Linked DNA regions of Homo sapiens: all the other regions are linked to region 1. A link is a loop called in an ENCODE intact Hi-C map of the cell type or tissue named here. Cell type or tissue: heart right ventricle. All regions are shown on one strand.

The links. Peaks named below come from ENCODE experiments on the same cell type or tissue, not always from the same donor. Only the 100,000 strongest peaks of a DNase experiment are listed, where the experiment ranks them.
Region 2: a loop joins it to region 1, with 2.4 times the contacts of the local background. A loop is called at or near these places in 55 of 110 quality-filtered maps.
Region 3: a loop joins it to region 1, with 16 times the contacts of the local background. A loop is called at or near these places in 101 of 110 quality-filtered maps.

What each region holds. Positions count from the first base shown.
Region 1 is chr9:88,998,052-89,006,051 of GRCh38, reverse strand. S1PR3 (sphingosine-1-phosphate receptor 3) reads right to left here. Exons shown (of 2, transcript NM_005226.4): 2 at 897-4,998. The coding sequence starts at 4,851. The coding sequence ends at 3,715. It overlaps SHC3 (SHC adaptor protein 3), which reads left to right. Exons shown (of 12, transcript NM_016848.6): 12 at 1-281. Among named protein-coding and RNA genes, the nearest start is that of S1PR3, 11 kb to the right of the region's middle. RefSeq lists enhancers at 6,505-7,004, 7,005-7,506. In heart right ventricle, a CTCF peak has its summit at 4,886 (motif pointing right); DNase peaks (open chromatin) are centred at 4,331, 4,911, 5,621 and 6,941; H3K27ac peaks cover 2,286 bases.
Region 2 is chr9:88,730,070-88,738,069 of GRCh38, reverse strand. No RefSeq gene overlaps it. Among named protein-coding and RNA genes, the nearest start is that of MIR4289, 12 kb to the left of the region's middle. In heart right ventricle, no CTCF peak of the experiment used is centred here; a DNase peak (open chromatin) is centred at 4,183; H3K27ac peaks cover 2,946 bases.
Region 3 is chr9:88,590,195-88,598,194 of GRCh38, reverse strand. No RefSeq gene overlaps it. Among named protein-coding and RNA genes, the nearest start is that of LINC02843, 58 kb to the left of the region's middle. RefSeq lists an enhancer at 4,135-4,294. In heart right ventricle, a CTCF peak has its summit at 4,208 (motif pointing left); a DNase peak (open chromatin) is centred at 4,215; H3K27me3 peaks cover 911 bases.

The DNA of each region.
Region 1 (8,000 bases):
CATTTCTGATTATGGAGCTAACTTTTGGATATCTGACTTAGATACTAAAAACATTTGGGTGTTGCAGTTTTGCACTTGTAGATACAACTTAAAAGCATGAAACTGGTGATTTAATTAGATGTTTTCTATAAAATGCACCTTGTTACATTTCTGTGAAAGGGTCTTACCAGCGTGGAATAACTGGCTCAAGGGTTGAGAGAAACAACCATTTTCTAAACAGTTAATTGTTTAAAGGACTATACATGTAAGTCTGCAGGCAATAAAGGCTGTTGTGAAAAGTATCTTTCATTTGGATGATGGATTTTGTATTGCCTCACAAAAGAGAGGAGGGGAGCTTGAAACTTTTCTCTAAGAAGTAGGTATTTTCAGTGATTCCCTGGGGGACTGCTTAAAAAACAGTCACAACAAAGCCTCGTCCCATTCATCAAGGCTGCGGAATGAAAATGCATCCGGGCAGATGTACTCCTAGAGAACTCACCTTACCTTCTAGCTCTGGGGCGGGCAGCTGCGTCCTCACTTGCGTTGGGACATTTCATCATGAGTTGTAACAAGCATCGCTACCAGAACAGTTATGCCGAGCACTGGCCTCCTCTTTACATAGCAAGTGGGACAGAGAGGCTAAAATGGACCGTTTGTGTGGGAGAAAGCTAGTGTGCAAAGGTTGGTTCTGACCTATTCTCTCCTGCTGCATAAACAACAGCAAATGGGGCAGGACAAGAGGTCCCATGTCTTTGAGCTGCACTTTTATTACCATGGGTCTTAGAAATTTCTCCCTATCAAAAGACCATTCTCAAAATAGTATGACCTACCAAAATTGGTGTAAATAGCACCCAAGGCACAGACGCTTCATTAAAATACCACCTATGATAGTGGGTAAGAAGAAAGGGGAAAGGTTATTTGGGGTTCTGAATGTGGTTTAATTCCTGAAATGCTAAGAAACACAGGTGGGTAGCAAGCCTGCAACAACAGTGCGCACCCCTGCAGTGGGGAGGGCACCCGGTGAAAACGATAAAACAATCCCATCACATGGACTACGAAGAGTGGGTTTCCACAAAGGCTTTTGGTTTTATTATTATTATTTTTAACAAACATACATTGGAAATAGTAAAGGTTTCTAATTGAAAAGAGACCTAATGCATAGTTTCTCTGCAGCATAGAAGACCACCTGTTTCCAAACTTCAAGGTTAGGGCTTTGAAACATTCCCTGGTAAATTATCTCCAGCTGGCTAGCTAGTTAGGCATATTGGTGCACATTGGTATCAAAGGTGATTATTTTTTGCATTTAGCAAATGAGCGCTATTACTTTTTTGATGTATTTTTAATTCAGATTGCTCAAAAGTCTTGTTATTTCAAGGGAGCCTTATGTCATACCACAAATATTGATACCTCCTAGTGGAAATGGTGGCTGTGGGCTCCCTAGTAGAGTTAATGGATGAAGGCTGAGATACTTAGATACTGCGGACATCAGGGTTATGGAGCAAAGTGTTATGAACAATAGCTACAGAGAGCTCCAAGTCTCCCAAAGCAACTCATAACTATAACACAGATAAAGTTCCAAAGTCATTTCATCACCTATGTGAAAATGCAATACTGAATGTTTTGGCTCTCTGATGCATTTTGTTGTTGTTTTATTTATTATTATTATTATTTTTTGAGACAGAGGGTCGCTCTGTCACCCAGGCTGGAGTGCAGCGGTGCGATCTTGGCTCACTGCAATCTCCGCCTCCCGGGTTTGAGCAACTCTCCAGCCTCAGCCTCCCGAGTAGCTGGGACTACAGGCACGTGCTATCGCATCCAGCTAATTTTTGTATTTTTAGTAGAAACAGGATTTCACTATGTTGGCCAGGCTGGTCACAAACTCCTGACCTCAGGTGATCCACCCGCCTCAGCCTCCCAAAGTGCTGGGATTACAGGTGTGAGCCACTGCGCCCAGCCTGTTGTTGTTTTCTTAATCCAGTACTTTAACGTTTTACTGTCCTAGAAATGCCCTGTGTTTTCTCATGCTATTTCATAAGAGAATATGCTACTTTTCATTGATGTCAAGAAGGCAACAGAAATGCTCCTGGGGAAGATCTCCTTACAAATAGGTTTCATCTCATCAGTAACAAAAATTAGAAAAGCCTTTGGTCAGCCCATGGAGGTGAGTTACTCTGAACCTATGAAAATGTCTCTTTATAAGAGCAAATTGCATCAGATGACAAAACAGGAATCAATTTCTCTTAGAAAAAGTTAGTAATGTGTTAAGACTACTCTTTTAGGTTTTATTCAGGCAAATGCTCACTGAACCTAAAATACTTTAGGGGACTCTGATGGGAGGTTCCTTTGAACGCTGGTTGGTTTTGTCCTTGTTTTTAAAGAGAACTCAACACAGCAACTGTGTGCTTATGAAAGTTCTACAAACGTGTTCACTTTTCTTTCCATCTATTTGTATAATACGTACAATCCTTGGGGAAGAGCATGTACAAAAATGTCTTCTAAGTAATCCCTTTACAAGGTAAACAGACTGCTACGGGTTCAACTTATGTTGAAAAGTAAAATTACAGCATCACATAGGTATTATTACATTACTCTGAAGAATGCATAAACTGCCAGATCACATTTTCTAACCTGAAAATTAAACTTCTTTCACTGATAGTCACGATCAGTGCCAGCTTTCAGGATGCTGTGAAACTGCCGGTGGCCACAGCTACTTAGCTGTGATGCCACGGGGGATTACTGACTTGCTGCTTTTCTAATATAGAAACAAACTCAACATAGAATCAAAGTGCTGTCTTGTGAATCTCTGCTCATTTCCTGGACAGCTTCCATTTCCTGAAGCAGACCCCTGCCCCACTGGCGTGGGAAGGTGAGCCAGGCCAGCCGTCTGCTTCTGCTTCTCCTTCATAGGCTCTTTCTTTGGCCCATCTGGGGGCACAAGCTCCTGGGTGATCTTGGCTGGCTCTTCTGTAATTTGCAGAAACCTGAAAACCATCACATAATTGGGCTTTGGAATACGATTAAAATTACGCAGGGACAAATGACTGAAAGGACAGGACACAGGGCTGGTGTGGGTCAGACCCACACATCTGGGGCCAGCCTTGGACAAGCCTTTTTGGGGAATTTGAACTTTTAAAACTTGGTTAACATGAGAATCATGTCAGTCTAAGGAGACCAGGGATGGCATGTCCACCTAGTTCAAAACAATGTCCTTGTACTGGGGGTTCAGTCTGAATCCACTTGTATAACCTGTTACCTGTGTGTTGTATGGAGATTCTATGTAGGTACCACATGGCAAACACCTGCAACACAAATTCTGTGTAACATAGAGATGTACGAATATACAAGCATCCATTCTACGCACAGGAAATGTAGTGTAAAATCATCAAAACACCATTCAGAGGCACACGGAGAGGGTCACACAGCATTGTGTGGCCCACGACCTTCCCTCTCTGTGAACAACAGGGAGGGTGTCTAGGATGCAGCAGAAGGCAGTGGATGATGTCAGCAGCTTAGTACATCTGAAAGACTCTGGAGCCCAAAGTGGACAAGGCACGTTGTTTACACTGAAGCGGGGTGGTGATTCCTTGGGCCCCCTCTGTAAGAGACATCCACACTGGGCAGGCTGTTGGTCAAAGTAAGGTAGCTCTCCCGAGTCACAGCTCTTGAGGGGCCCCTGTGGAAGCGACGCATGCAATAAATAAGAACACAGCCGCAGAGCAGGGCGCATGGAGACGATCAGTTGCAGAAGATCCCATTCTGAAGTGCTGCGTTCTTGTCCATGATGCAGGATGAGGGGGCTGTGTGGGGCAGGTCTTCCTTGACCTTCGGAGAGTGGCTGCTATTGTTGCTGCTGCTTGATTTACTTCTGCTTGGGTCGAGCGCAGGCTGGATGGGTGAGGCGCGGGCCCCCCGTCCCCTGACCAGGCAGTTGCAGACCAGACGGAAGAAGGCCCGCCGCATCTCCTTGCTGGCCAGCGTGTAGATGACCGGGTTCATGGCGGAGTTGAGCACAGCCAACACGATGAACCACTGAGCCTTGAAGAGGATGGGGCACGCCTGCACCCTGCAGGCCACATCAATGAGGAAGAGGATGAAGAGTGGGGACCAGCAGGCGATGAACACGCTCACCACAATCACCACGGTCCGCAGCAGTGCCATGGACCGCTCCGAGTTGTTGTGGTTGGCCACCTTACGGCTGCTGGACTTCACCAGGAAGTAGATGCGTGCGTAGAGGATCACGATGGTCACCAGGATGGCCGTGAAGATGCTGATGCAGAAGGCAATGTACTTCTTGGAGTAGAGGGGCAGGATGGTAGAGCAGTCAGGGAGATTGTGCAGGCAGTTCCAGCCCAGAATGGGCAGGGCGCCCAGCGTGAAGGCAATGAGCCAGCACATCCCGATCAGGAGGAAGACGCGGTGCCTCTTGTTGGCGTCGTAAGGCCTCATTTTGATCATTGTCAAGTGCCGCTCGATGGCGATGGCCAGTAAGCTGCAGGTGGACGCCCCAAGGGCCACGAACATACTGCCCTCCCTGAGGAACCAGACCGTGGGAGACAGGCTGAACGTCTTCTTGCCAGACATCAGAATGTTGACCTTGTAAGCGATGCCGGCCAGCAGGTCGCAGAGAGCCAGGTTGCCAATGAAAAAGTACATGCGGTTGTGAAATTTATTGTTTTTCCAGATGGCAATCAAAACCATCAGGTTCTCCAAGACGATGAAGCTGCAGATGACCAAGAAGAGCACGGTGGTGAGCGTGCTGCCCTCGGAGGCCTCCTTCAGCCTGCCCGCCAACTTCCCCACGTACTGGTAATGCTCCCGCAGGGTCTCGTTCCCCCGCACCGGCTGGAGACGCGGCGGGAGGGCAGTTGCCATCACTTGGCATTCACAGACGATTAGCTCCAAAATCCACGAGAGGGCGCCCCAGGAACATTCATTTCAAAGGGAAGCGGGGCTGAGGTTCCGGCTTCATTCAGCAAGGCGTGCAGGCCAGACTCCAGCGAGGGCGTTGAAAAAGGGCTCCTGCCAACAGATAAAAAGAGGGAGCGACCATTGATAAAACGATCGCCGCCTAAGGGGCCACGGCAACGCTGTTGGAGAAAGGCATGAAAAACGTGGAAGTACTGGGATGGCTAGCCACGTCAGGCTGCAGAGAGGGTCTTTAGACACAGGCTAAATTCCTAAGTGATTGGGGGACACCATGGGAAGCGATTTGGTGTCTGGAGTTGCCGGGAAGGGAAATTCAGTGCATGAATTATTGAATCCTGTAACAAAGATACACAGACCCAAGTACAGCTTCCATCTGGAAATCTCCAGGCACTAGAAAATGCTAACTAGTCCTCATCTAGGGCATGGGAGCTGGTGACCCATTATCCCAGTTACTCAGGGAAAAGCAGGATTTTCTCAGGACCAAAAAGCAGGATGGAATCTGAATGATGCCGGTTCAATTTCTAAAACCTCCCTGGTGAGTTTTACAGTGACATCGTGGGAAGATCCCGCACTTCCCAGATGGCATCCCCTGGATCCAGGCCCAGAAATCAGGTCTGTATGGGCTGTAGGTCGGCCTGGCAGAGAGCCCTGAGGCCTGACCATGCAGCCATCGAGGGACCAACAGTGCATGTCTGGGCAGTGCCCATGCAGACACCGCACTCGTGAGCAGTGAGTCCAGAGCCCAGCGAAGACAGAACATCAACCTGCAAAAACGGGACCCAAGTCTACAGATGATAAAGGAAGGACAGGAAAGCAGTGACAATCACACTGACTGAGTCTGGCTTGAAATTCAGAGCCCTGAATATCAAATAGAGCATGGGTGCATGTGAGCCAACAGAAAAGTGGCACATTTGGGAACACAGCGAGAGAGGGAAAGTGGTGAGTGAAGGCCTCAATGGATTCTGAATTCCAAACTCTTCCCCCACGAGACCTCAAACACTTGCACTCAACCACACCTGGTAATATCGATCAGCCTTCTGTGATGTTGATGACGCCACACACCCAACTATCAAGGTAGAAACCGCTTTCAGTGGACTCACTTATTTTATTTTATTTTTTATTTTTATTAAAAAAAATTTTCTTTTGAGACACAGTGTTGCTCTGTCACCCAGGCTGGAATGCAGTGGTGCGATCTCGGCTCATTGCAACCACTGCCTCCTGGGTTCAAGTGCTTCTGCTGCCTCAGCCTCCCAAGTAGCTGGGATTACAGGCACCCGCCACCATGCATGGCTAATTTTTGTATTTTTAGTAGAGACGGGGTTTCACCATGTTGGCCAGGCTGGGCTCGAACTCCTGACCTCAAGTGATCAGCCTGCCTCAGCCTCCCAAAGTGCTGGGATTACAGGCATGAGACACCGCACCCAGCCATCATTTATTATTTGAGTATTTAAATATGTAATTAAGTTCAAATGAGGCTAATTTAAAAGAGCCTACTGTGTGTATCCAGTGAATTTTTTTTAACTTTTACGATGTTTGAACCACAGCCCTAAATTTGCTTCAGAGACACATGAACAACTCACCAATACTATGGGCTCTGCATTTTAGGGTGTGATTGACTCTGAATCTCATCCATGCATGAGTTTATTCCCAGGTACAAATCAGTCCCTTGAAGATCCAGGGCTTGCCTGGGTGGGGCTGAGAAGCAGAGGTGGCTCCAAATGGTTTCTGTATCCTCGTGACCCTCTGGAGTGCTGAATGCTGTCAAAGCCCTCCTCTCCCTACATCAATTTGGGGGACCTGGATTTTCTGAGATGGCCCCTTGCTTCTTTGCAAAGATTTTTTTTCCAGTGTCCTGGAGCTTGGTGGTGTTGGTTGCTCTGGAAACCCCGGGGGCGGGGGGTTGGCGGGGGGTAGGATGTCTGAGCTGACGTCTGTGCTCTGCCTGGAACTGCCCTGACCCTTCCCAGCTGCCGCCTCCTGAAGTCACAGAGGCCTTGGGTCGAGGTCAGCTGGAATGCCAAGTGCTGGCAGAAAGGCTTATGTGTTGGCCAAGGCCCTCTGCTAACTGCAGAAAGAAAAAGCAGCCAAGTTCCAAGTCCAGGCTGATGATGCAGGATGAGAGGAGGTTGCCTGCCCAGATCTCTCCCATCACTCATGAGCCATGACAGGCAGCGCAGGGCCCGGGGCCTGCCTCCTCGAGCTGTGGCTCACCCATGCCAGCCCTACTTGGCTTCCCATTCACCTGAGAAGAGACCATGTCTTGCCTGTAGGTTCTCCTGGAGGCAAACAGGACAGTCCAGTGGGCAGCCTTCCCCCCAGCCCCTCCCTCTCTACCGTTTCTGAATTTTATTTAAATCTTGCCCATCCTTCAAGCCTCAAGTCAAATTCCACTTGCTCTGTAACATTTTCTGGAATCATGCCAGCCCCTGGTGACTTTTCTCTGAGGCTGCATGCCACTTCTGAAAACGTACTGCAAACTGTCTCTTTAAATGGGGCAATACCACAGTCAGCAGCATTTTCTGAGCATTGAGCTTATCCATTAACACAGGGACTTTCACCATGGGTAAGTTCACAGTACCCTCCCCAGCATCCTGTACACTGATGGGTGCTAAAAAGATACTGTCCTTTTAGTTGTTTTTGTTTGTTTTTTGTTTTGTTTTGTTTTGTTTTTGGGATGGAGTCTCATTCTGTCACCCAGGCTGGAGTGCAGCGGTGCGATCCCGGCTCACCACACCCTCCGCCTCCCCGGTTCAAGCGATTCTTCTGCCTCAGCCTCCTGAGTAGCTGGGACTACAGGCGCCCGCCACCATGCCCGGCTAATATTTGTATTTTTAGTAGAGACGGGGTTTCACCATGTTGGCCAGGCTGGTCTTGAACTCCTGACCTCAAGTGATTGCCTGCCTTGGCCTCCCAAAGTGCTGGGATTACAGGTGTGAACTACCACACCAGGCCTAGTATTGCTTATTATTTCTTTCTTTCTTTATCTGTGAACAGGAACTGGAGAATCACTATTTCTGATTTTCACTTTGCTGGGTTTCCACCCCTGATCAGGGGCCTCTCAGGGACACATGTGCTATGCCCGGCATGCACCCTGG
Region 2 (8,000 bases), 270 kb after region 1:
AGCATACGTGGCATAGGGGCAGGCTCCAAGCCAGCCCCCCGCCTCTGACCTGCCTGCACATCATCTGTGAAATGAGGACACTGCTTAGGGCTTTCGGAGGGTAAATGGGTCAATCCATGGAAAGTTGTCTGGGCAGTACCTGACACAGTAGCAAGTGCTAGCCGCTGACTGCTTTTACCCGTTTCTGTTCAGTTACAGGGAACTGTAAATTATTCAGGGACCCATTCTTGGATTGTACATTAGTCTGGCGACATTTTCAGCATCCTGTTTTGGGCTTTTTAGGTAAGTTTGCTACTTTTTGAAAATATCATCTGGGACAGAGAAAAAAATGAAACTTAATGGAATCCATTTTTCTTCTTTGTAGAAAAAACAAATGGGCCAGGAATGAAGCCTCTCAAAATAAGCCCAGAGTGGTGAGTGGCGTGGTTGGATGGCCCTGCCAGCCATGCAACAGGGTCTGCACTCCATCTGAAGAGCACGGTGGACCCCCTGGAGGATTTCCAGCAGAGGCGTGCTGGCTTTGTGTAGTCAGGGGATGTGGCAGAAAGCCTCCAGGATGGCCCCTGGTGATCTGCAGATCCTGGAATTCATGCCTTTGTGTGATCCTCTCCCTTTAGTGCAGACTAGACTTAGTGACTTGCTTCTGATGAATACAATACAAGCAAAAGAATGGGATGGCCCTTCTGAGATTAGGTTACAAAAGGCCTGTGGCTTCTGTCTTGGCTTCTCTCTCTCACTCTACCCCTTGCTCACTCCAAAGGAAGGGAGCTGCCATGTGGTGAGCTGCCCTGTGTAGAGATCCATGGGTCAAGAAATTGATGTTTCCAGCCAACAGCCAGCCAAGACCTCAGGGCTGCCAACAGCCACGTCAGTGAGCTTGGAAGTGCATCCTATCCGAGTTGAGCCCGCAGATCACTCAGCCCCAGCCAACCCCTTTGCTGCATCCTTGTGAGAGATCCTGAGTCAGGCACCAGTGAAGCCTTGCTCAGATTCCTGATCCACAGACATGGTAAAATGAACGTTTGTTGTTTTAAGCCACTAAGTTTGGAGCTAGTTTGTTATGCAGCACTAGAAAACTAATACAATTACTCTGGCTAGTGTAGATACTACATTGGAGAGAGGAGGTAAGACTGGAAAGAGCTGCAGTAGCTATAACTCTATGAGAAAATTAGTAGCCATAACAGTAAGAGTGTGGACTGGGTGTAGTGGCTCATGTCTAAAATCCCAGCATTTCGGGAGGCTGAGGCAGGTACATTGCTTGAGCCTAGGAGTTCAAGACCAGCCTGGGCAGCAGGCTGAAACACCATCTCTACAAAAACTACAGAAACTAGCCAGACATGGTGGTTAACACCTGTACTCCCAGCTGCTTGGGAGACTGAGGTGGAAGGATCACTTGAGTCCAGAAAGTCAAGGTTGCAGTGAGCTGAGATCGTGCCACTGCACTCCAGCCTGAGTGACAGAGCAAGACCTTGTCTCAGTTAAAAAACAAAACAAAACAAAAAATTCCCACAAGCAAAATAAGCTTTCTTTTGCCATCTTCCATCATTGCCAATGGCATTCATCCAAAGTGAAATTCAATAAAGATTCTTTGGTTGGTTGCACTATGGTACACTCAGGGTAGTATGTGGTTGATTTAATCCAAGCACAGATGTTGGGTATGTAAGAGGAAAGTTGGGCTACATGCCCATCCTTCACTTAGCTTTTCCCGTGTTGAGCAGCACTAAGTTCAAGGCCATACCCCTTGGCTGGAGCTGGAGGGCACTGCTTGTCTGTGAACATCTAAGTGTCAACCTGGGCAGACAGACTGTTCACCACTGTCACATTAGAAGGGATGTTGGAGTGGAAAGAACATTCTAGAGACAGCAAACAAGTAATTCTGGACTCACTCCAGCTCCCAAAGTTCTATAACATAAGAGGTGATCTGGAGGTTAGCCTCAAAATATCTTTTTCTTTACTTTTTAAAAATTAATCTTTTAAATAGAAACGAGATCTTGCTATGTTGCCCAGTTGGGTCTCAAACTCCTGGGCTCAAACAATCCTCCTGCCTCAGCCTCTTGAGTAGATAGGATTACAAGTATGCACCACCCAGCTACTATTATCGCTTCTAAGTTTTTAAAGCAAGTGTAACAAAAGTCAAGAGTGCAGCTGCTGATGTCGGAATTCCTATATTTTTTCCCAGCAGAGTCCAAGCCTGATCCTCTTTGGGGACCTGACTGGTCAGGTTCTGTTTAAGCAGCTTCACCTTCAGAGGAATACAGGGCAGTCCAGTCTCACTTTGGAAAACTTCTCCATGGAGGACATATTCTAGTAGATTTTTTTGAATCCAAGTGATAAACAGAGAAGAGGAAAAGCAAGTAGATTAGTATTTATGAGGGAGGAAGTAGTGCAGGAGATGGCCATGGAAGCCCACTTCTGGCTCCAAGGGTCTGGTTTGTAGCAGCCTGATCCTGCTGATGCCCGATTGGAAAGTTGGACAAAATGCCAAAGGATCTGTCTGAAGACACCTGGTAGCTAGAACTTGGCCAATGTCTCAAGGAAAGAGGAGCACATTGATATGAACCAGTGGGTACCTGACACAAAAGCAACCCACATTGCAAGTGTTCAATCGCCACCTACAGCTACTCTACTAGACAGCAGAGATAGAGCTTCTACAGTTTCCTATATACAATATCTACTATGCAATGAAAACTTTCCAGGCATACAAGAAAGTAGGACCAAAAGAAAAAAAAAATAGGTAATAGAAACAGATCCCGATATGAGAATGATCAAAAATAGATTTTTAAATAACTAAGATTCATATATTCAAGAAATTAGAAGACAAATGTGAATTCAGCAGAAAACTCAAATCAATAAACCAAATGAAAATTCTAGAACTGAAAAATGCGATAACTGAAATTAAGAGCTGAATAGATAGATTTAACAGCAGATTAGTCACAGTCAAATAAAAGATTAGGAAACTGAAAGATTGGCCAATAGAAAAATCCAGAATAAAGAATAGAGAATTTAAAAGGGTATAAAATACCAAAAAAGTATATAAGAAACAAATGTGACATGATGAAGTAGTTTAATATATATACAATTGAAGTGCTACAAGGGAAGGAGAAAGAGATTATGGTGGAAACAATATTTGAAGATTTCTCAAATATCATGAAACCCATAGAAGCAAGAGGTTCAGTGAACCACAAGCAGGGTAAATACAAAGAAAACCATACCTAGAGAACATCATGGTAAAATGCTGGAAATCAACAACAGTGATAAAAACCTTTAGAGCATCCAGAAAAAATTTAAAGGGCATATTAACTTCAAAGGGGCAACAGTAAGACATATACACAGCTGATTTCCCAGCAGAAACAGTAAAAACAGAAGATAATGGCATGACATCTTCACAGTCCTGAAAGGAAATGTCTGTACAGAATAAGCAAGCAGGAGAAGAGAGATCTGAGGCTGTTTACTTCTACAAAAGAAAAATAAACCCCTGGTTGTCTATCAATTACTTATACTGCTTTAATGGGAGTTTTTATTTTTCTGTTTTCACCTTTTTGGATCTTTACTGCCTATTAATTTTTTGTTCTGCTTACGTAACTGAGATAAAGCATTACATGTATTCTAATTCCAAGGAAATAAGTTAATATGTTTTCCTAATGAAGTCTTCAATCTCATTTTTTAAAACTATATTTTATTAGTGGAACTTTCCTCCCATCAAACGCTTACAAATGAATGAGGTCATTGCCTACATTAACTACACATTCCAGTGACTAATTAGAGTGGTATATAGTTTCTTTCCTCCTGCCACACTAAAGTATTTCATTTGCATGGCTAGTGAAATCATTAAGAGTCCCAGAATTTTAATTAAGGCTGTCTGAGTAGGAATCCTGCCTCCACCGCCTACTCACTGTGTGATCTCAGGCAACTTCATGTCTCCAAACCTTGTCCTTTCACAGAGGACAATCATAGCCATTCCTAGGAATTTGTGAGACATATATGAGATTATGCATGTAAAATTCTTGGCACAGTGGAGATTCTGTTTTCTCCAAAAGACATAGGACCCACATGTTTCCAATAAAACTTGGCAATACTAGCAGAAAAAGCAAGTTCTTTTGGCAAACATACACCATCAGTAACGAGCTGACGACACCCATGACAAGGCATGCCCACTGTTACAAGGCCTGCTCCCCTGGGACAGCCGCGCTTTGAACAGGGTCGATGTGTCCCAGACAGCAACAGATGGTTTGTAAAATTGGGAAAGGAAGGGAAGAAAGGTTGTTAAAGCAACCCCACTTTGTGAAATGTCTTCACCCTCAGGGAACACTGAGTAATCCCGGGCACCCCCTGCTTCCTGGGATCTCTAACACCTCCCCACTTCAACCTCTGCAGAGTGAGCATGTCTGTTTGAAAACTGAGCTTCCCCCTCTTCCTGAGTAATCTGGTGCAGTCACATGAAAGTAAAGCCTAGTTCTGGCTTTGGGTTTCTGGTTCTTTCATCCCTTGCCCCATCCCTAAAGCTCCATTTCTTCCCCCACAATCACGAAAAATGAATTAAAGATGAGAGTGGGGAGCAGTGGTGGTGAATTCTTAAGCAATCCTTTCAAGAACTATTCTTGGGGAGAGGGGGTTAAAGGGTTCTCTAAAGTTCATTTTAATTTCCTTGGAATCACTACAGAATCCAGAGAAACATTATATGATTTTTAAAATAATCTTTTTCAGAAACTGATAGGCAACACATACAAGGATTAGATTCAACTTTGTGATTCTAATTTCTCTAAACAGCATGTCATCTGAAATGTGATATGGAAAATCTAAGTTCTAATTTTATTCAACTAGATAATGCATACTTAGGATCTGGCTCTTTCCTTATTATCTTTTCATTGGTGAAGTATTTCCATCTTTTATGGAAGCATAATGCAGAATACAGAAAATATACATATCAAAACTGTGTATGTGTATACAAGTATACCCTTGATGATTTTCTCAATGAAAATTCCATGTAATTCATTAAAATAGTAACCTACCACATTACTGTATCTTCAGGTCCCAGGGCCTGGAAAGCTGAGGGGCATGGGTTTCATTCTGCTAACCCCCTTCCATCTCACCACTGCTTAGCCTCCACCCAAAAGCCTCTACTTTTATCTGTTTTAAGGATTGGGGTTGGGCACTAGATTTTCTTGTGGGAAAAGGAGAGGTTCTCATGTAAAAAAAAATAGTTTTAAAGTTAACAATCTCATCCTGAGATTCAGGGTTCCTTCCTGTTCATAGCTCAGGACGTGGGACGTGCTGTCCCAAGACAAAGATGCTAAGCCAAGACCAGGTGGCAGGTGGGGCTCCAGGGTGAACATAGGGTCCAACATGGGCAAGAGACCTCAATGTGGAAGCAGGGCATGTCCCAGCACCAGATCTATGGGTGAGCCCCTGGTCAAGAGTCAAAAATGGACAAGATACCAGCATTGGAGCAAAGACTTCATTTGTCTGAGTCATTTCCTTCAAGAGTGGTTTGCGTTATGCTTTTGCAAAATGTCCTGGTCTTCTCCAGAACCTGCAGGTTAAATCCATGGAGTTATTCAAATCCAAAGCTCGCCACTCCATTCCAGGCAACAGCTGTGGGAAGTTTCAGCTCCAGGTCTCCGCATCTGATTCAGCCAAATTCCCAGAAATGGTGCGGGTACTTCCCAGGCAACTGGATCCTGTGCCCAGCTCTCCAGAGTAGATGTCATTCTGTTCTCTGTCGTGGAATGCAACTTTACCCTTGCCCTCAATTTCTCCACACTGAATGTCCTCATCTACTGTTCCCTCCATGAACTTAGGGATGTGTTTCTTGGCTCTGAGCCTGTGAAGCACTTCTGTTGTGATGTTATAACCTCTTGAGTGTGTTGTTTCCTCTGTGACTCTTACATATACCTTCCCCCACAGGCCTCCCCACAATTGCAAGAATATGCACTTAGTTGTACTGCTTTTCTATTTTGCTTTCCCATAGCCTTTCCTCTCCCTTGGAGAGTAGTTTTCTCTAATGACATTTGAAGGCATGCTTTCTTTATTCTGTTTTTCAGAAAATAATTCTGCAATTCCTTTGGAGGCTGCCGTCTGAAATGCATTTGTACTGCCCTGTTTTTATCCTTCTGCCTCCTACAGCACATAGAAAATTAATCATTCGATTCCTCCCAGTTGTTTTTTGAGAGACCACAGTCTCCAAACACTAAAATAGGCCCCGTAAGGATAATATAAAGGACACAGGAGATGAGATGTGGTCCTTGCCCTTGAGTAAATGGTAAGAGAGCTGGAAGAACTCTGTTGATCAATACCGGATACAGCCAGGATGCAGCTCAGTATTAAATCATTCCTTCAGGCTGGGCTCAGTGGCTCATGTCTGTAATCCCAGCACTTTGGGAGGCCAAGGTGGGTGGATCACCTGAGGCCAAGAGTTTGAGACCAGCCTGGCCAACATGGTGAAACCCCATCTCTACTAAAAATACAAAAAAATTAGCCAGGCATAATGGCGAGTGCCTGTAATCCCAGCTACACGGGAGACTGAGGCACGAGAATTGCTTGAACCCAGGAGGCGGAGGTTACAGTGAACTGAGATCACACCACTGCACTCCAGCCTGGGCGACAGAGCGAGACTGTCTTGAAGTAAATAAACAAACAAACAAACAATCATTCCTTCAGTTCCCAGAGCCCTTGAGTAGCATCTATGGAAGAATGCTTTCTGCAGCTCCTACTTTTTAAAAAAGGAGTTTTCACCACTTTTCCAGTAACTTTGAACCATTACCTCAACAGTCTGAACCATAACAGAGTCTCAAGTAAATGTTTTGGACAAACAAATGGGTGGGTGGATAGATAGATGGATGAATGGATACTCATCCATAAATACATGGATAGGTAGACGGATGGATGCATGGATGGGTGGATTGATAGGTGGATGGATGAGTGGATGGATGAATGGGTGGATGGATGAATGGATGGATGGACGGGTGGATGGGTAGGTGGATGGATGGATGGATGGATGGATGGATGGATGGATGGATGAATGGATGGGTGGAAGGATGGGTGGATGATGGGTGGATGGATGAATGGACAGGTGGATGGGTAGATGGATGGGTGGATGGGTGGTTGGATGGATGAGTGGATGGATGAATGGGTGGATGGATGGGTGGACAGATGGATGGATGAATGGATGCATGGATGGGTGGAAGGATGGGTGGATGGCTGAATGGACAGGTTGATGGATAGATGGATGGGTGGATGGATAGGTTGATGGATGAGTGGATTGATGAATGGGTGGATGGATTGGTGGATGGATGCATGAATGGATGCATGAATGGGTGGAAGGATGAGTAAATGGATGGGTGGATGGATGAATGGACAGGTGGATGGGTAGATGGATGGATGGATGAATTGATGCATGGATGGGTGGAAGGATGGGTGGATGGATGGGTGGCTGAATGAGTGGATGGATGAATGGGTAGATGTAGATGGATGCGTGGATGGATGGATGGATGGATGAATAGATGCATGGATAGGTGGAAGGATGGGTGGGTGGATGAGTGGATGGATGAATGAACAGGTGGATGGATGGATAGATGGATGGATGGATGGATGGATGGATGGATGCATGGATAGGTGGAAGGATGGGTGGATGGATGAGTAGATGGATGAATGGACAGGTGGGTGGATGGATGGATGGATGGATGGATGCATGGATGGGTAGATGCATGGGTGGATGGATGGATGGATGGGTTGGTGAGTTGGTGGGTGGATGGATGGACATATGGACAGGTGGATGGATATATGAGCTACTTTACTTGATGTTGGATATCCTACTTAAGAGACAGCTTGGTGCAGTAGCCTAGTGTGGCTGTGTAAATATGAAGAAGTTATTTAACCTTTGTTTCTTTTTTAACTCATTTGTGAAACAGAGACAGAACAGGTCCATGATCTCTTATATGCAATCCTTGTGGATTTGTTAGGGATTCAGACATTGTCAGATTTCAAAGGGGTGATGTAATTTA
Region 3 (8,000 bases), 410 kb after region 1:
GAGGTCCACTCCAGACCCTGTTTGCTTGGGTATCACCAGCAGAGGCTGCAGAACAGCAAATATTGCAGAACAGCAAATATTGCTGCCTGATCCTTCCTCTGGAAGCTTTGTCCCAGAGGGGCACCCGCCTGTATGAGGTGTCTGTTGGCCCCTACTGGGCAGTGTCTCCCAGTTAGGCTACACAGGCATCAGGGACCCACTTGAGGAGGCAGTCTGTTTGTTGTCAGTGCTCAAACGCCATGCTGGAAGAACCACTGCTCTTTTCAGAGCTGTCAGACAGGAACGTTTAAGTCTGCAGAAGTTTCTGCTCCATTTTGTTCAGCTATGACCTACCCCCAGAGGTGGAGTCTATAGAGGCAGTAGGCCTTGCTGAGCTGCAGTGGGCTCCACCTAGTTAGAGCTTCCTGGCCGCTTTGCTTACCTACTCAAGCCTCAGCAATGGTGGATGCCCCTCCCCCTGCCAGGCTGCAGCCTCACAGGTTGACCTCAGACTGTTGCACTAGCAGTAAGCAAGGCTCCCTGGGCATGGGACCCACCCAGCCAGGCACGGGAGAGAATCTGCTGGTCTGCCAGTTGCTAAGATCATGGGAAAAGCACAGTATTTGGGCGGAAATGTCCCGTTTTTCCAGGTACAGTCTGTCACAGCTTCCCTTGGCTAGGAAAGGGAAATCCCCCAGCCCCTTGCACTTCCCGGGTAAGGCAATGCCCCCACCTGCTTCAGCTGGCCTTCTGTGGGCTGCACCCACTTTCCAACCAGTCCCAATGAGATGAACCAGTACCTCAGTTGGAAATGCAGAAATCACCTGTCTTCTGTGTCAATCATGCTGGGAGCTGCAGACCGGAGTTGTTCCTACTCGGCCATCTTGGAATGGAGGGTGAAGCATCTTTTATTCTAATGAGGCAACTCTTGGTGGCTTCCTAGATATCTTGAGGATTGGAGCTAGTGGCCAAAAAGACCAAGCCTTCATTAGAAACTTGGAACTTTGTCCCCACCCCTGACCTTTAGGGAGGAAGGAAAGGCTGGAGGGTGAGTTAATAACTAATAGCCAATGATTTAATCAGTTGTGCCTATGTAATGGAGCCTCCATAAAAACAAATTATGGGGTTCAGAAAGCTTCAGGGCTGGTGGATACATGGAGATGGTGAGAGGATGAGATGCCCAAACAGGGCATGGAAGTTCCCTGCCCTTCCCGCATACCTTGCCCTATGTCTCTCTTCCTTCAGGCTGCTCCTGAGTTGTAACCTTTATAATTAACTGGTAACAGTAAGTGAAGCACTTTTCTAAGTTCTGCAAGTCATTCTACCAAGTTATTAAACCTGAATGGGGGTGTGGGAACCCCAATTTTGTAGCTAAAGTAGACAGAAGTGTAGGCAAACTGAGGACCTGGTTCTTGCAACTGGAGTCTGAACTGGGGGCTATCTCGTGGGACTGAGCCCTTAAACCTGTGGGGTCAGCTAACTCCAGGTAGTTCATGTCAGAATTATGGAGTCTTCATTAGGGAAAGGGCTAGTGGGACCAAGGGAAAACAAAAAGAGGAAACAGATAAGCTCTAAGTCTGCCTTTCTTCATGGTCCAGGACACATGGCCCTCCTGTGCAAATAACTCACGATCTTCCTGTGCCCAACTGTCACCGGATACCTGCAAGCGAGTTCACTGGAACCTCATCATTTTCAGCACTGCACAAACCCTTCTTCAGCTTATAGCATAAACACTATTCTATAAAATCCCCACCAAGCCTTTGTCTCCTTGCAGTCAGCTCCTCTCTTGCTGATTCTGTCTGTTGCTTTCTTACAACGTATTTTCCTACTTCCTCTAATAAATCTGCCTTTCTTTGCCTACCACTGTCTTGATAAATTATTTTACCCCTGCACCACCGGCCCAGGCAGTCACTGCTCACCCACAACAAAAATAGGACTGAGTTACTGGACACCCAGTTTGTGTTTGGAGAGTTGCAGAACCCTTGGTCGTTGGTGTGGAAAAAACCAACACACTGGTGTGAGTCAGAAGTGTTGTGAATTAAAAAAGACCTGTGTGTGTGTGTGTGTGTGTGTGTGTTTACAATTGCATCTCTATCTACAGAGAGAAGGAATGATGAGGCAAATATGGTAAAATGTGAAAAATTGGAGAATCTGGCTGAAGGGTGTCAGGAGCTCTTTCTATGCTTTTTGTAATTCTGGAAAAAATGCTGTTTTGTTAGTGTCCTTTGTGCCGCATGACACACTGCTCCGTCTCATGGAAGGAACCACCTCTTTCACCCAGTTTTTCCACTGGCAATGACTTTGTATTCTTCAAATTTAATTTGAACACATTATACCAGGTGTATATATACCAGGATATGTAGGTGTAATAGTTCTCAACGCTGTGTAACAAATTATCACACACTTATGATTTAAAACAACACTTCACCAGCTCACAGGTCTGTGGCTCAGAATTTTGCAATGGCATGGCTGGGTTCTCTACTCAGAGTCACACAAACATAAAATCAAGATGTTGACAGGCTGAGTCTTCCTCTGAAGGCTCTAGGTAAATATTTGCTTCCCAGCTCATTATTCTTGTGTCAGAATCCAGTTCCTTGTAGCCATGGGCCTAGGGTACATGTCTCCTCACTGACTGACTACAGGCACTCTGCTGTCTTCTAGGCCAGCAGAGCCAGAGAAGGGTTTATGTGACTAGGTTAGCCGACAGGAGAGTCTCCCTATCTGAGGTCAAACATACTGCGTAACCTAACCTAATCACAAGAGTAAAATTTGTCACAAAAGACATTAAGTGAAAATTCATAGTCCCAGGATGTGCATGATCTTCAGGGATGTCTTATGATTCTGCCTACCACATATTTCTATTGATAAGAACTTAACATATTTTACAAATCACAAACCAAACTGTAATGGATTAGTCAATACTTGCTGCTAGGAAAATTATTGATCTTATTGAGGGAAAATAAATCAGCTTTCTAGTCTAACTTCATGTTACATATCAAGATAAATGTTGAATGGATTAAAAGGTGAAATATAAATCTGAAATCATAGAAGTATTAGAAAAACTGTAGGTGAATAGTTACCTTTCTTTTGCATAGGGGTAGGAGATTTTGCATAAAAAATAGCAAAAAAACTAATAGAACTGAAATTACTATAAACAAAATTAAATAATGCAGTAAGCAAAAGGGGAAATGTTGACATCAAATAGGAGAAAGTTTATTTATAATATTTCAAGAACTCACAAATTTGGTGAGAAAACCCTAATTGTAAAATAGGCCAGGTGTGGTGGCTCATGCTTGTAATCCCAAGACTTTGGGAGGCTGAGACAGGAGGATTGCTTGAGCCCAGAAGTTCAAGACCTGCCTGGTCAACATGGCAAAACCCTGTCTCTACTAAAAATACAAAAATTAGCTAGGCATGGTGGTGCACACCTGTAGTCCCAGCTACTCAGGAGGCTGAAATGGGAGAATCACTTTAGCTCAGGAAAGCAGAGGTTGCAGTAAGCCGAGATGGTGCCACTGCACTCCAGCCTGGTCAACAGAGCAAGACCCTGTCTCAAAGAAAAAGAAAAGAAAAGAAAAAAATAAACAAGAGACAGAACCTTCAAAAAAGAAGAAACAAATATGCAAACAAGTGCCTGTATGAATGTTTGCGCTCACAGTCATTAAAGAAGTTCAGATTTGAGCCACACTGGAATGGCATGTTTTACCCAAGAAATTGTAAACATTGAAAATGCTAGCAGTCTATGACAGCAAGGATGGCATAGGAAGCCCACTCCACTCACTCTACTATTGTTGAAATTGAGAATTGGGACAACATATCTGAAAATGAGAATTTAACAATGTGTATCAAGAAATTAAAAATTATTTAAATCTCTGACCTAGTCGTTCCACTTCTAAAAGTATATGCAAGGGAAATTAAATGAAAAAGAGACAAAATTATATCCACACAGTGATGACAAGAGTGCTGTTTCTAATGGTCAAAAAATGGGAACAGCCTAAAAATCCAACAGTAAACTATGATTTGGAGACGGAGTATTATGTAGCCATCAAAAAAGAGTTTGTGAATAATTTTTATGGAAAAGGGCTTTTTGAAAGCATAAACTTTTGAGAAAGACTGAAAAGAAAAGCAAAATATTAACTGTGGTGTCTGTGGAAATATGGTTTGGTTTCATTTCCTGCACTCTGCAAAATTTTCTCTCGGGGTATTCTTAACCTGGAGTTATGGGCCCCCTGGTGGTGAAGGGGATCTATAAAAACCCTCAACAATCGTATATTGGGTGTATGTGCAATTTTCCCACATATAAAACAAGCCCTTGAAATGAAATTATGTGGGCTCTAACCACCAAGAAAGCTGAGTCATTTTTTTCCTCAAGAAAGCAAAGACCCTGAGGACCTACACGTTCTCTTCCCCAGCACAGCCTACCATTTCCAGGGGCAAAAGAGAACCACGGTGCCCCACAAATCCCACCTGCCAAGAATCTGTCCCAGGCAGTGTCTCTAGAGCTTCTGGGCAGGTGGAGGAGGCTGCAGGGAGCTGCAAAGAAAAACCAACTTTCCATTTGGCATTTGCAAAGCCTTGACACAGAACCAGGTTTGTCTTTGTTTTTTGCTTGTTTTTTTGTTTCTTTGTTAGCTTTTGCACCTTTTTGTAGGTGCATTTTTTTTCAAAGGCAGAGAATTTCCTTGCTCATTCCCCTTGTCTGCCTGAAAGATGCAGATGGAATGTGTACCTGTATCCCCAGTGGAGATTCGTTCAGAGTCCTGAGCCTGCAGAATTACCTGCACTTGTTCCTGCTTCACGAAATCACAAGAATAAAAATGTTAGCAATCTCATCTTTGTCTGTGAATCAGTTACTCTGAGAGTGTCTTAGGCAAAGGCTTTTGGAATTCCCTTTTGCCCTAGAAGCCTGACCTGCAGAGGTGTGCACCCCACACTCACCATTGTTGCTCCTGCTGAGCTGCCTGCCCTGGGCTTGAACGACCAGAGGCTGAATGACCAGACAAATCAATAAGATCCAATGGGCCGAGGTGACACATAGCCCCCAGTGCCAGTCTACAGGCTCTGCACAGATGCCGATAGGTCATTTTTAATCATGATTTTCGATTTTTCAACCCCAGAATGCCTTATACACCCAAGTCTCACCGTGCGGATTCCCTTCTTTAGAAATTACAGCGCTGCATGGAAAGAGGCTGCCGGCAGGCTTGTGCTGCCTGGGTCAGCGTCCTCCATGTGCCACTGATCAGGGCTGAGAAGGCTTCGCAGAGCGCATCTCGGTGTCTTTCCAAAAGCCCAAAACTCTGTATTATGTGGCATCCTCAGACTGGTCTAGGAGAGCCCAGAGCTCCCCAGCTCCTCCTGAGATCAGCTTTTCGGGGGTTGAGAGGGAAAACACAACACTGAAACACGCACACAACTGACAATAATATCCTTCCTCTGCTGGCAGCCGAGTCCTGAGAATGAGTTTGAATAGTTTGGGAATGCCCCGGCCCACTGACCTTTCACCCAGCCGCAGATGGTAGACTTTTATTTTTATTTTTACCAACTCTTGCTCCTGCTCCTGATCCCTTAAGGTTTGAACTCTGTCCTACATGTTGTTCCCCTCTGTGTGCCCATTGCTGCAGGTTCATTATACAGGTAAACTCGTGCACAGGGGTTTGGTATACAGGTTATTTTGTCACCCAGGTACTAAGCATAGAACCCACCAGTGATTTTTTTGTAATCCAGCCCTAAACCTAAAATAAAAGTTGAAAAAAAAAACACAAAAAACTACCTATCAGGTACTATGCTCACTGCCTGGGTGATGATATCATGGTAGTACTCACCCCCAAACCTCAGCAACATGCAATTTATCCATGTAACAAACCCACATACATGCTCCCTGAACCTAAAAACATAAAATAAAATAAAAAAATAAAAGAACCCTGTCCTACATGGATAGAAATTATTTCAAAACATACCTCAAAAATGCCAGGACCTCATGCTCATTTGCCACTTGGTTAAGTCACAGTTATCCTATGTGACTGTTAGATGAGTTTCCTTCAAACGTGAGCCCTCTTCTTAACAGAGAGTTGTTCCTGACTTGGAAACTCTGCTTTTCAGTGGACCATAAGGTGCCCCTCACTCATTGCAAAGCGCAGGGAGGTTCTTGAGCTCTCCTGGCTGGAACACAGCAGGCAATTTCCTCCGTGAAGCTTAACTTTTATTTTATATAAAAACAGATAAATTGTATGTACAACATATAATTTTTAACTTACAACAAAGTATAGCTACATAATTTTATAGTGGGGTTTTGTGATGACACATTAGGTCAAAGTAAAGAGCACAAAGTTGAACTACAATGCCGCCAGTTGCAACGCTGCCCACACGAAGGGAGCTGGTCCACAGTCATATGTATGGCACGTTCGTGTCCTCACAGCAACGACACAGCTTCTGAGCTCCATCCTCTGCCTGGAACCAAGCAAGTCTATTTTGCTGCTAATAGTAAGGCCCATCTCAATTTCAGAATTTGTGTTAAAGAATGAAAGAATTCTGTGTTGAGACTCAACAAAATACTGTTGTCGAAATGTGCGCAGCTGCTGCAGGGTCCTCATTCACTGGCCTTGCCAGGAAGCCACAGAGTCGGCAGGCAGAAAACGATGCCCACATTGAGTGGAGAATTTCTGTTTCTAATGAAATCTTCCACGCAGTTGATGGCCTGCATACCCTGGCCTATTTTCCACAGCAAACAGAGTCCTTCCAAAAGATTCATCAACTTAGCAGCATGCATTACATATACACACGATAGACCCTTTCCCCCTCCATTACTGCCTCTCAGCTGACTGCATTTGGCCTGAGACAACTTCATGGCTAGAAAAATCAATAGTGTGGAGGGCAGCCACGCCTTGCCAGTGGATCCATTATCTGTCTCTTTCCTATCTCCATTAATAGAGGGAAATGTTTTCTTAGTGTTATGCGAATTAGAGAAAGAAGCAGTGTCTGCCACAGAATATTGTATTTGTTGAAATTGCCTCTTTGGTGGAAATTTGCCATAAAGTATGTCTGACCAAAGGCTAAAATCACCCAATATTCCTGATTCACTTTCCCTCTTCCTGCTCCCAAGAGAGCATCGGCATTGGAGGTGCATGCTCTCCAGGGGACATGGATGAGAGTGAGGCAGGATATTTTCTTGACCCTTTTGCAGGACTCACGAGAAGGGTGCCCCTTTTACTCAGCTGACCATGCTCAACCCCTCGCAGGAGGGAGCACATGAGCGAACCAGTGCAGGAACCAGCCCGCCAATTCTGGCTTCTGTGCAGACAAGAGCAAACTCGGTTTACTCCAGCCCACCACACTCCATTTCTTGCCAGAGGGAGCGAGTAGGCAAGCCAATGCAGGAACCAGCTGGCCATTTTGGCGCCAGCAGAGAAAACTCAGTGCAGGCCCTGCGTCAGCATCCAGGTGGGGGCGCCTGCGATCCCAAGGCCCCAGAGGGCATGTTGCAATACTTAGTTCTACTGTCCACAGACAGCAGTGTGTTATCAGCTCAGTGGGCCTTTTGTCTCGCTGCGTGGGGCAGCTGCCCTCCACCAGTGAGGGCAAAGGGCCAGTGTGACAGCCTTTTTGGTACCCACATTTGGTAGGTCTTGAATTCTTGTCCAGTTCCAAGAAGAATGCGGTCACATGAACAAATTGAAGGATGATGAATGTGGAAATTTTATTGAGTGATGAGAGTGGCTCTCAGCAGAGAGTGGAACTGGAAAGGGGATGGAAAGGACAGGTCACTCTCCCCTGAAGTCAAGCAGCCTCTCTGCCTCCCTCCTCTGAAATCAAGTTGCCTCTCTCTGAAGTACAGCTGCTTCTCTCTACCAGCTAAATCTGGGGTCCTTATAAGCACAGGATGGGGGGTGGGGCAGGCCATAAGTAGTTTTGGAAAAGGCAACATTCAAATGGAAAAAACACATTACTCAGAAAAAACTAATAGGGAGAGAGTAGGCAAAGAGGGACGGAAGTTCTCACTTTAAGCCGTGGGTGTCAGGCTTTTT